Regions from separate parts of the Mus musculus genome. Here region 1 is linked to region 2. A link is a loop called in an ENCODE intact Hi-C map of the cell type or tissue named here. Cell type or tissue: gastrocnemius. All regions are shown on one strand. Each heading gives the region's core, and the rest is flanking DNA. Links, peaks and the distances in the headings are about the cores only. Region 1 overlaps Gm45805 (a long non-coding RNA gene). Region 2 overlaps Gm31718 (a long non-coding RNA gene).

Region 1 (5,380 bases), core at 312-5,311, 48 kb before region 2:
GCACTGCTTGAAGCTGTCACCAAAAGGGAGGTAAAGTCCTTGTGAGACTGTTGACCTGAGATGGAAATGTGTCCCGTGGGAACCAGTAACACTGCCCATCCTCCACTCACCAAGACTTTAAGTGTAAGCATCTCCTTTTGACATATTACAGAGTCACCAAGATCCCCAAATATCCACTGTGACTGCCAAGGACGCCAAATACACATCTAAGTACTTCTGGATCCATCTCAGATAGTCTGTCCTCTACTGTCCAAGCCAAAAAGGAAACCTGCTTGCAGATCTAGTGGGGATTTTTAGGAACCAGGTAACTAGTCACCAAGGAGACACTGAGTGCATTCGGCTTGCCTGTGAAATAATTGTGACAGAAAGGAATCAATTATGGCCCATCTGTAGTTCATTAATATGATCTGTTGAAAAAGAGGCCAAATTCACCAAGTCTAAAAATAGGACCGATGCAAGTCTGGCCCAAAGCACATTAGGCAATAAAAAGATCCCTACATCTGCAGGAATGAGAGCCCCGGGACACTTCCTTGTTCTTTACTCCTTATCCACAGAGGTAACTGGAAATGGATACATTTTATTTTCTTTCCAGAAAAAAACAGAGAGAAAAACATTCCGTAAGGATCATTGTGGTCAAAAATATCATCCCATGTTCAGGAAGGCTCAGCTCAGAGACAGAGTTCACTTACTCCTGACAGAAATCTTACACATTCCCGAGACTGCTAGTATTTCTGCTTAAATCACACGCACAGAGAAATAGAAGGTTCCAGGGCAGCAATTCTCAAAGTGGGACAAAGCACTGGCTTTAGGAGGTCCATCGATAGGAGCCTGCTCTTGGGGAGGGTTTCACAGTTGTAATGAGTATCAAAATAATCTAAGTCACGGGCCCTTCTGTTCCTCTCCCCTCCCCCTCCCCCTCCCCCTCCCCCTCCCCCTCTAGAGTCTTTGGAGTAAACTTCTACTTAAACTGTCTGTGTCTTGCTCACTGATCTATTGCTGTGAGGAGACACCATGACCAAGACAATTCTTATAAAGGCAAGCATTTAATTAGAGGCTTGCTTAGCATTTCAGAGAGCTGGTACACCCCCCAGTGACACTCTTTCTCCAACAAGACCACCCCACTAAATCCTTTCAAATATTGCCACTCCCAGATGACTAAGCATTTAAACATATGATCCTATGGCATACCATTCTTATTCAAACCACCACAACCAAATTATTTCTTTCAAGGAGACAGGAGAGTCACCCCCACACACACCCAAAAATATCGCTCTCTGACCAAATCTTCTTCATGTTGCACAAGCCATTGGTTTGTGCTGTGCTGAGAACCTAGACTGGAATGAACTGAGCCCTGAACCGTGTCTTTGAAGGGAAACCAAGTATCTCTGGTGCTCTGTTCTTCCGGGGAGTTGAGGCTGCAGGCACAGGATGGGGGTGTTTGACCCCTTGATTCCTCTGTGGACTTACTCTTCATAACACATGCTTTGGGACCAGGCTCATCTACTTCTGGGAACCACAGCAGAGGTATAATGGGAAGCTAGTGGGCTCTTCCTATGGGTCTGTGGTTTGGAAGTATCTGTGATAGGATGGAAGCAGGTTTAGGGAACACACACATTTAGCTCTCAAAAAAAAAAGAGAAATTTGATACCTTGGCAACAATCCCTAAACATCTCTTCTCTGAGGAGAAAGACTACAGCCATCTCCATCGTGGGTTTCTGCTTGACTGTTAAAAATACTAAATTAGACCAGACACCAAAATAGTGGAAAAGAAAAATAACATTTCAGTGTGATTTGCTTTTGTGCAAAGTAGAAGCATTTATATAGCTTGTGTCTAAGCACAGAATATTTCTGGAAAGATTTGCCCAGACTGTTCACAACGGTTACTTATCCAAGCAACAAGTAAAGAAGAGGGCGGGAAAGTGGCTTCTGAGTCCCATTCTGTTGCTGTCTGTGTGTTGGCCATTTTTACAATGACCTGCATTGCTTTTTTAATAGAAGATATTTTGAACAATGGCAAACAATGAGGGCAACATTTAAAAGCTTCTGCCAGTGCCCTAGCAAGACTGAGCCTATGAGACACATGTCTGAGTGAGCTATTCATTTGCATATACATAATCATCAGAATAGATAATACATATCACACTGTAATCACAATGAAATAGGCTTGCATTAGCATAATAATCAAAACACAGAATGCATATTGCATAATGGTCATTAGGAGGCCTGTTCAGGCAGAAGCGAGGCATGGGCATAGAACTGAAAGCAGTTGGGGTGGGGATGTACTCCCTGCCTCCAGATGGTGAGAGAGCCCTTCTCTCTGGCACTGGTCACAGCCTTGAATGTAACATCTATAGCACTGACTGTGGCCCAGCAAAACCTCTATGAATCAGTGCTGGTGCTTCCAGTAACCTTCAGAAGCAGACTCCGTTGTCCTGTATCTGACAGATGCAGAGACTGAGGCTATGGAAGTTCATGCTATTATCATGGCAGAGGAGGCTAACTGCCCAGCCACACCAGCATGGTACTTTCCATAGTGCAAGATTGGCATGAGGGTATGTCTCCCCCATCATTCCAGAATACGGTAAGTATCATCTTCATCAAGTTCTGCCTCTAGACAGAGGTCTAAAAGGGTATAGGGCATACAGAATAACAATATAGGAGGAGCTTGGGTTCTTCAGCCATCCACCTCCCTTAGAAAAGGCATATATACGGGGCCATGGGTATGTTTTAAGCAGCTTCTTTGTAACTGGTACTAGTTTCCTTAAACAATGCAATAGATACAATGTTGCACCAGGATTTATTGTTTTAAGGGCTGAAATGTACCACTGGGACACCGGGGCCATTACAGCTGTGTCATGGGAAACTCATATCTTCAAACCACACCATGGATCTATTGTTTACTTATGGCCCCATCCAGCGATCAGCTCTGTGTTCAACCCTGGATGGAAGCCAAGTGAAGAAACAAACAAACAAAACCTTGGCACAGATGGCACCTGCCCACTGTGCAGATCTCCTCAGACATGATTCTATTTATAAGCTGAAGGTGAGGTGTGCTCCCAGACAATCTGTCATAGACAGCAGCAGTCACTGGGAGTGTCATCGGGCGTCTCTGGGCCATGGAGAACCCTGGGTGCCCCGGTTTCTCCTACAGTCCTCCTTCACCACCCAACTGGGCAACAGTTAGGCCCGGGCTCACCTTAACCCAACATAAACACAAACCCCACTGTACTTCACCCAAACGACTCCCGTGCATTTTTAGCTTACTGGCAGCATCCTGCCTGCTTGGCATGGAGGCTGAGGTGAGGTAAGCTCTAACCCTTAGGGATGCATGCTCCACGGCCCTGCTCTAGCTGTGCTGACACCAGTGAGGGATGTGAGGAGAATCTTGATGACTCAAGAAGGTGACTGTCTGTAAACAGGATCAGTAGACGGCCAGCCAGGGACCAGGCCTGTGAAAAACGCCATTAGATGTATTTCACATAGATGCCCTACACATCTTCCCGTGTTTCATACCCATGACCCTATCAGATGGATAGATCATATCTGATATGTGAAATGAGCTAACCCAATGTACTGTGATCCATCTTAATCCTCTGTGGGTGCAAGTTCACTGTGAGGCTGAGGAGATGACTCAAAAGATGAAGAACTTGCTGTAGAAGCATGAAGACCAGAAATCCTGTCCTCAGCATCCACATAAGCACAGGGGTGTGGCCTCCCACCTGGAAAGGCAAACACAGGAGCCCAGTGTTAACCTCTGCTCTCCATATGCACACACATACATACATACAGAGAGAGAGAGAGAGAGATATGATGATGAATCTACTGTGAGTGTTGGCTCCATATGAGCAGATGTGGGGTCTATGTTTGTTTGTCTAGCTGACCCAAGACCCCTGTATCATCCTAAAACTTTGTAGTGTTTGGAAATCTCTGTTATCAAGGAAGGGCCAAGAAGAAGTGGAAAGCCATCATCTTACACATTAGGGACCTGGAAGAGCGAAGCTCATGGAGAAAGCAGAAGGGCACTTGCCAGGAGCAAGGAGGAAGAACAGGGGAACTTTTTTTTTCAACCATAGGCACAGTCTTTGGGTAATTTGATCAGGCACAGACTCTGAGAATGAAAATATTTATTTGGGTAAACCTGCGATACTCAGAGTGAGAATTCAAGCATATTAGATGACATTTGGGCTACTCTGGGAGGAAGCATCTTTGGGCTTTCTATCAATCCCTGATCAGCTGATCTTCTGAGTATCCTAAGGCCCTCTCTAAGGAGTAACATGTACTAGTGGTAGGTGCCGCATCCGTGGGAGGCCCCCAAAGTTTCGGCAAGAACCATGCCATCTCCCACTTGCTGGCGTTGGTAAAGACAGCATGACTGGCAAGTGTCAAAATACAGAAGTGAGCCTGATCCCCTGGGGTAAATGAGGAACTGGCTGGTTGGTGCCAAGCATGGGCCGTTAGAGGATGAAGACCATGCACTCATGTGGTAAGCCTAAAGAGAGGCCTTTGTTGATATGTTTTCCATGACCAAATTCCTACACAGGAGGGTGTTACACAGAGGCCTCCAGCAGCAGGGCTTCAGCAAAGCTCTGTCAGTTTGTAGAGAAATACCTGCAGAAGAGAACCAGTGAACTCGGGACTCAGGGAGTAAGGAATCAAGTAATTGTCTCCTTCTGGTTGCAATCTCGTGCTACATGCATTCTTAAGACAACGTGAGGCACACTAAGGACTGCAGAGGAAAGGTTTTCAGTAATGGTATTTTGAGACAAAACAATAAGTTAAATTTGCTCAGGGAAAAAGAAGATGGAAGTGGGGGTCTCAGGGAAGTGGGGTCTTGGTTAAGTGCAATGAGTAGCTTCATTAGCGGCTGAGTTCAGTTCCCAAACTGACTTAGTTCCATTCATTTGTTCAAAGCTATTGGCATGCTAATTCCTCTGTCAACTGTTTACAGATGCTTGCCCTTGGCCCTGGACTCTCTTCCTGGTCCTGGGGATAAAACAAGGAACACACAGTACTCATGCAGCTTACACTCTGAGGAGACGGGAATGAACCCAAGTCACAGAGCTCCCGAGCTCACATCCAAGCGTAAAATGCTGGTTTGCTAAACCACACAGGCTGTAGTCTACACCTTAAAGCTCAGAAAGACTGTCGGAGCCCTCCTTCTGACTTTATCCCAGAAAAAAATCAGCCAAGGCATTTTAGCTCCCAACCCGGGGCAGATGTCACATCCAGCAGGAGACTTGAAAGCTACAGATGCGTTGACCTTTGTGGGTGAGAAGCTGGGTAGCCCTGAAGAAGGATTTTTGCCAGCTGAGGTCTGTCACATGTCTGGAGGAGATTCCTTGAGCTTGGGCTTCTTGAAACGCAGGACTTCAGGAAGACA
Region 2 (5,380 bases), core at 59-5,058:
CCCAGCTCCCTTACCCTACTCAATCCCAGCTGCACGACTGTAGGTGCTTGGAGCCTATATAAGGGGATTAACTGTCAGAAGTGGGTCACTAGGGATGGACTTTTCAAGAGTACAGCCCTGTTCCTGGTCTGGTGTACTCGTACAGCCCAGAGAAACATGAGGAGTTTCAGCCACAAGGGCCTGTCACAAAGAATGCCACCAAACCTTCCCCACTGTAGGAGTGGGAACTCTTGGGAACTGAGAGTTCAATCAAACCATTCTTCCCTTCAGGAAGTCTTTCTGCCTGATATTTTGGTCGTGGTGACCCAGAAGTAACTAATATACAAGAGAAATCAGCCACTGGCTGAAGTCATGGAAGTGTGGAAATCGTGCATTATTATTCCATTTTTCAAAGTGTACTTCGTGGGTGCTGTGAGTTATGTGGCTTCCCTCTCTCTCTCTTTCTCAGAGAGAGAAAGAGAGAGAGAGAGAGAGAGAGAGAGAGAGAGAGAGAGAGAGAAGCAATGTGTGGTAGGCAGATCAAAGCAAGCGGGATTAAACAGCGGCCACAGACAAAGGGCAAAGGAGGGACTGTGGCCGGCCGTGATGGATGGTGATGGATGGTGATGGCCCTGTACTATCAAACAGCGCTCGTCTTCATCAAAGTCAGCTGTGCCTGCTTCTAGCGACCATCACTGTAGGTGGATTGCTAACTGGTTCCTCAAAGGTGGGGTGGAGAGGGTCATAGGAACCTCACCTGAGACTCCAGCCACTCCTCCTATGCACTTGTACACACCGGGGATGTTTGAGTGTGGCTATGGTTATAATAGGAAGAATCTGGGCCCCAAGATCAGATCGACTTGAAAAACAAAAACGAAAACGAGTGTTTTGTTTTCAAGGGGCTGAGACACATTTACCAAGTAGTATCTTTGGAATCTGGGATGATCCACCATGGTCCAGAAATAGTAGGGAATGAACAGCCCAAAGGACCCTTCTTCTAATCTCCTGGCTCCGGCTAAGTATCCTGTCCGTATTCTCAGGTCCCCAAGAATGAGAACAGTAGGGAATACTTAGCTAGCCATTCTTTAATAAAGCAAAATAAACTCTCCTGTGAGTGGTTTTGAAACAGCTCTCTGGGGAGCCATTCCCTGCCTTAGACATGCTCCCTTGAGACCCAAGCCACCGAGAGGAGACTTAAATTCCCACCCTAAAGTAAGTGTGATCTTCAATCACACTGTTACCAGCAGGACACAAGAGGCTGTCACGATGAACCCATGGTTTGGCGGGATAAACGCACTGTGCTATCTCCAGCTCCACCTTGGCCTTTCGGGGATGACAAATGGTCCTTGGCCTTTGGGTGGCTTGACTTCGTTTTTTTGTTTTTTGTTTTGTTTTGGTTTGTTTTGGTTTGTTTTGGTTTGGTTTGGTTTTGCTCAGTTTTGCCTTGTGTTGTCTACAGTGGAGTGCAGCCTGTGCCTGCACTGTCATGTGTGATGGAGGACAGCCTCCCATATTCAATCCTAATAACCAGTCATGCTGCCTCCTTGCCCCATCTCTAACAGATGCTACGGTAGACCAACTTCACTCCTCAGCGAGTGCTGGGCCAGGGGGAGCGTGTTATGGTTTGAATATATAATGTCTGCCCCAGATTCAGGGTTTGGATGCCTGCTTTCCAGCCTGTATTATCATTTAGGGAGGCTCTGGAAACTTAGGGGGTGAGGCTCAGCTAGAGGAATTAGGTTACTGGGTGTGGGTAGTCCGTAGTCTGTCTGTCTGTCTGTCTCTCTCTCTCTCTCTCTCTGTGTGTCTGTGTGTGTGTGTGTCTGTCTGTCTGTCTGTCTGTCTCTGTCCCTCTCACTCTCATTCCTGGACAGTCATGAACAGCTCTTCTCTACCACATGCTCCTATTGCTTTGATGTTTTGTTCAAGTCCATCATGGGATCAATAGACCAGGAACCATGACCCTTCTGAAACAATGAGCACAATCAATCAACCAATCAACCAACCAATCAATTAATCAATCAATCCTTCCTTCCTTCCTTAAGTTTTCCTATCAGATATATTGATCACAGGAACGAGAAAAGCAACAAAATACAGAATGAGGGAGTGAAGAGAACACAAGGCCTCTCTGTCCTGTTACCCAAGTCATAGGTGTGACAAAGACTACAGGTGGCCTGACACAGCCTATCCACTGCTCTCTACAGTAGCAGCGTGTTCATCTAGGCACATAGCCAAGCAAATGGAGATGACACTCTCATCCTCCTTCTGAGTGAGTATCATCCTTCAAAGCCATGTGGAAGGTTCTAGGTGGTAGAGATGCATCCAGGCAGTCCCATGACTCCACATTCCTTATGTTGCTTGAACTATGGGTGCTACCATCTTGGGCACCCATAGGAAGAGACCCATCCTATGGAGGGTGGAACAGTATTTTTGGAGAAGACTGAAGCTCTGGAAGACCGAATCATTCCCTTCTGGGCTCTATGAGGGACATAAACTGCCATGCTTATATTTTTACTATGTTAGGGTGTCTTACCTTGGACATGACCTGTTACCCTAATTACAATAGCTCTGACCAAAGACAGAGTTACCTTGAAGATGGCTTGATTCAAGCAGCTCTAAGTCACCAGAGTTCATCTACACAGACGTCAAGGACAAACCCTGTAAGCCTATGTCATCATGGTGGCCAAATGGTTCTCTGGGAAGGCAAGGTGTTCATTTACCCCTTGTCTGTAGCTCTGTCCTGAGGGGGAAGCACTGAGAAGTACCCTAGAGACGTATCTAGAGATGGGCTATGTATTGCACTGTCCTCACAATGAGTGGCCTCATCCTCATGGCCAAAGATGGTGGTGCCCACAGCTCAGGCAGAGGAAGTGGGAAGGACAAAGAGGAAACTTGAAATGTAGCCACGGGCCCTTCATGCATCCTCACCACCTTGAGCCTTCTCACACGAGCTCATCCTTCAGGGGAACCCCAGACCCACAGGAAGGAGCAGGGCAGGCAGAGGCAGAGGTGAGGGAGTGGATCTGTATGGAGAAACAGCCTGGTGCACGTCCATGTGTGTGCCAACCTGTTCCCAAAGGGAAGCTCACAAATACACCTGCCTATCAGACTTTCTCTCCTAGGAAGGCAGACATGTTTACAGAGTACACAACTCACTAAGACCCACTGGAGAGAAGTACAGGAGGCAGGGTAGGTGGAAGTGAAGCCGAAGTCAGGAAGGGCTCTCCAGGGCTCACCTGCTGTGACTATCTGCCTCCTCACCTCCTGGTTGTGGGCAGGAGCTGGACCCAGAGACCCCTCTCCAGATCGCCTCCCTCAGCTTCTCCAAGTACAGGGCTCCTGTGTGGTGGGGGGCTGCCAGTGCCTCCCACCTGATGAGAGAAGGACAGACACTGCCACTGTGCCCCCGTGGGCATCACACTTCTCTTTTATGCTCACCCAATGGCTGGTCTGCTGACCTGCAGATGCTCCAGTCTTGCATGTGAATGTAGCCCTAACTTTGCATAGCCTTCTTCACCAGAAACCTTTGTGTAAGGGCCCAAGTTAACACTGTGCTCTGTGTGCTCCCAGCACAGATCTTCTGCAGATAACCCATGAGCCCATCACATCACAACCAGGATCCCTTACTGCTTTAGGTCCGAGAATATTCTATCTCTCCTTCACGATACTAACAACTCTTGAAATCCATGCTGGGAAATTTCGAGACAGGATATAGATCATTGTAGATTTAAAAATAAACTAAAGAAACTGGTAAGGTAAGCATAAAAGGTGACCTTGGGACATCTGGCCAGATGTGACAATGGGCCTACTAGATGCTTTTCTGAAGCCTCTCAGGCTCCTATGGTGTTCCCACCTAGCCTCACCCTATCCAGTCAAAATTGTAAGTCACATCCACACGGAAGAGAGGAAGGACAACGTCCCTTATACATCACAACAGATTAGACACGCGCATGCCCTTTGCTATTCTTGCGACATCTCTGAGATATACTTTTTTTTTTTTTTCAAAAAAAGAAATTAAAGAAGGCAGCAAATGTGTCTCAGTTGTTCGAGGGGTTGGCTAGCACACACAAAGCTCTGACTTTGATCTCCTCACTTTATAAACCTGAAGCAAGACATTCTCAGCACCGGGGAGTAAAGTCAGAGGCATCAGCAGTCCAAGGCCCCTCTAGGCTGCACAAGACACTGTCTCAAGAAAGATACAGGGGAGAAAAGGAAAAGCAAAAGAGTTTGGAAGAAGAAGGCGAGGCGGTGCAGCTTGGGGTGGTGTGGACTCCTGTGGGCCCTCAAGAAGGTGAATCACTGTAGGGAAGTGGCCAGGGTTGGTTATCCCCAAAGTGGGGGGCAGGGGGGTGGGGACAGAGCCCTATAGGTTCCTCAGACTGAGGTGACAAGCAGCTTGATGATCTGGCCTCTTGTCTACAGAGCAGTCACTTCCCCCACGAAAAACCCCAGTGCCTTCCAGGAACCGCACAGAACGTTCGTTCCTACTTCCCTTTGCCACAAACATTCTGCAGCCCCTGCTTATCTGATTGGATCCACAGGTTCATTTGCAGGCAAATGGGATCCCATTTATGGTGACTTGGCCTTTCCTGCTCTAGACTGGTTAACCCTGGCTTTAACCTGCAGCAACGAGATCCTAGGTGAAGACCTGGAGCAGGGGAAAGCCCAGGCTCCTTGCTTCTGTATGCAACCCTAAAAATGGGTACAAGAAGCCTAAAGGACCAGCGAGCAATCGGGATATTCAGTGTGGCCTTGAGGGAAGGGCTTTTTGGCCCCAGAGACTTCACTCCTCCCCCCATTTTAATATTTATTGAATTGACAATACTAGCTGTATATATGAATGAGACATAACATGTTGCCATACCTGTATACATGGTGTAAAAATTACACCAGGGCAATTGGCCTACATATCACATAAAACATTTATCATTTCTGTGTACAAGAACCCTTGAAAACCTTCCCCTTTCTAAGCTACAATGTATCTCCTTTCTAAGCTACAATGTATCTCCTTTCTAAGCTACAATGTATCTCCTTTCTAAGCTACAATGTATCTCCTTTATAAAACAATGTATCTCCTGATGCATTGTTTTCAACCATAGTGACTGTAGCATGCTACAAAACATTAGAAGTGACTTCTCCCACCTGTTCCCTAGCCTGGTTAACTACCCTCTCCTTCCCCCAGCCCATAATAACAACCATTCTCCTCTCTGTTTCCTTGACACCAACTCGTCAATGGCCACGTGGGAAAGTGTGTGGTATTCCTGACCCTTTCATCTTTTAGACCTGATGGATAACATGCTGTTCTACTAAGAAAGCTACAGCAATACCTCTGAAGCTAGGTAGCTTGAACAACACGTTGAGGAACACGTATCATCTGAGATTAGAAGTCCAGGAGCACACT

What was found. A loop is a pair of places that touch in the nucleus more often than their neighbours do. Peaks named below come from ENCODE experiments on the same cell type or tissue, not always from the same donor. Only the 100,000 strongest peaks of a DNase experiment are listed, where the experiment ranks them.
Region 1: it touches region 2 in a loop (2.2-fold over the local background); 7 of 42 quality-filtered maps call a loop at or near these places.

Annotation. Positions count from the first base shown.
Region 1 is chr8:126,751,461-126,756,840 of GRCm38, forward strand. Gm45805 (a long non-coding RNA gene) reads right to left here. Exons shown (of 3, transcript XR_003947622.1): 3 at 4,113-5,380. Among named protein-coding and RNA genes, the nearest start is that of Gm45805, 4.2 kb to the right of the region's middle. In gastrocnemius, for the core only: no CTCF peak of the experiment used is centred there; DNase peaks (open chromatin) are centred at 2,296, 3,064 and 3,274; H3K4me3 peaks cover 425 bases; H3K27ac peaks cover 2,584 bases.
Region 2 is chr8:126,799,898-126,805,277 of GRCm38, forward strand. Gm31718 (a long non-coding RNA gene) reads right to left here. Exons shown (of 8, transcript XR_879375.3): 8 at 4,810-5,380. Among named protein-coding and RNA genes, the nearest start is that of Gm45805, 44 kb to the left of the region's middle. In gastrocnemius, for the core only: no CTCF peak of the experiment used is centred there; no DNase peak of the experiment used is centred there; H3K27ac peaks cover 2,179 bases.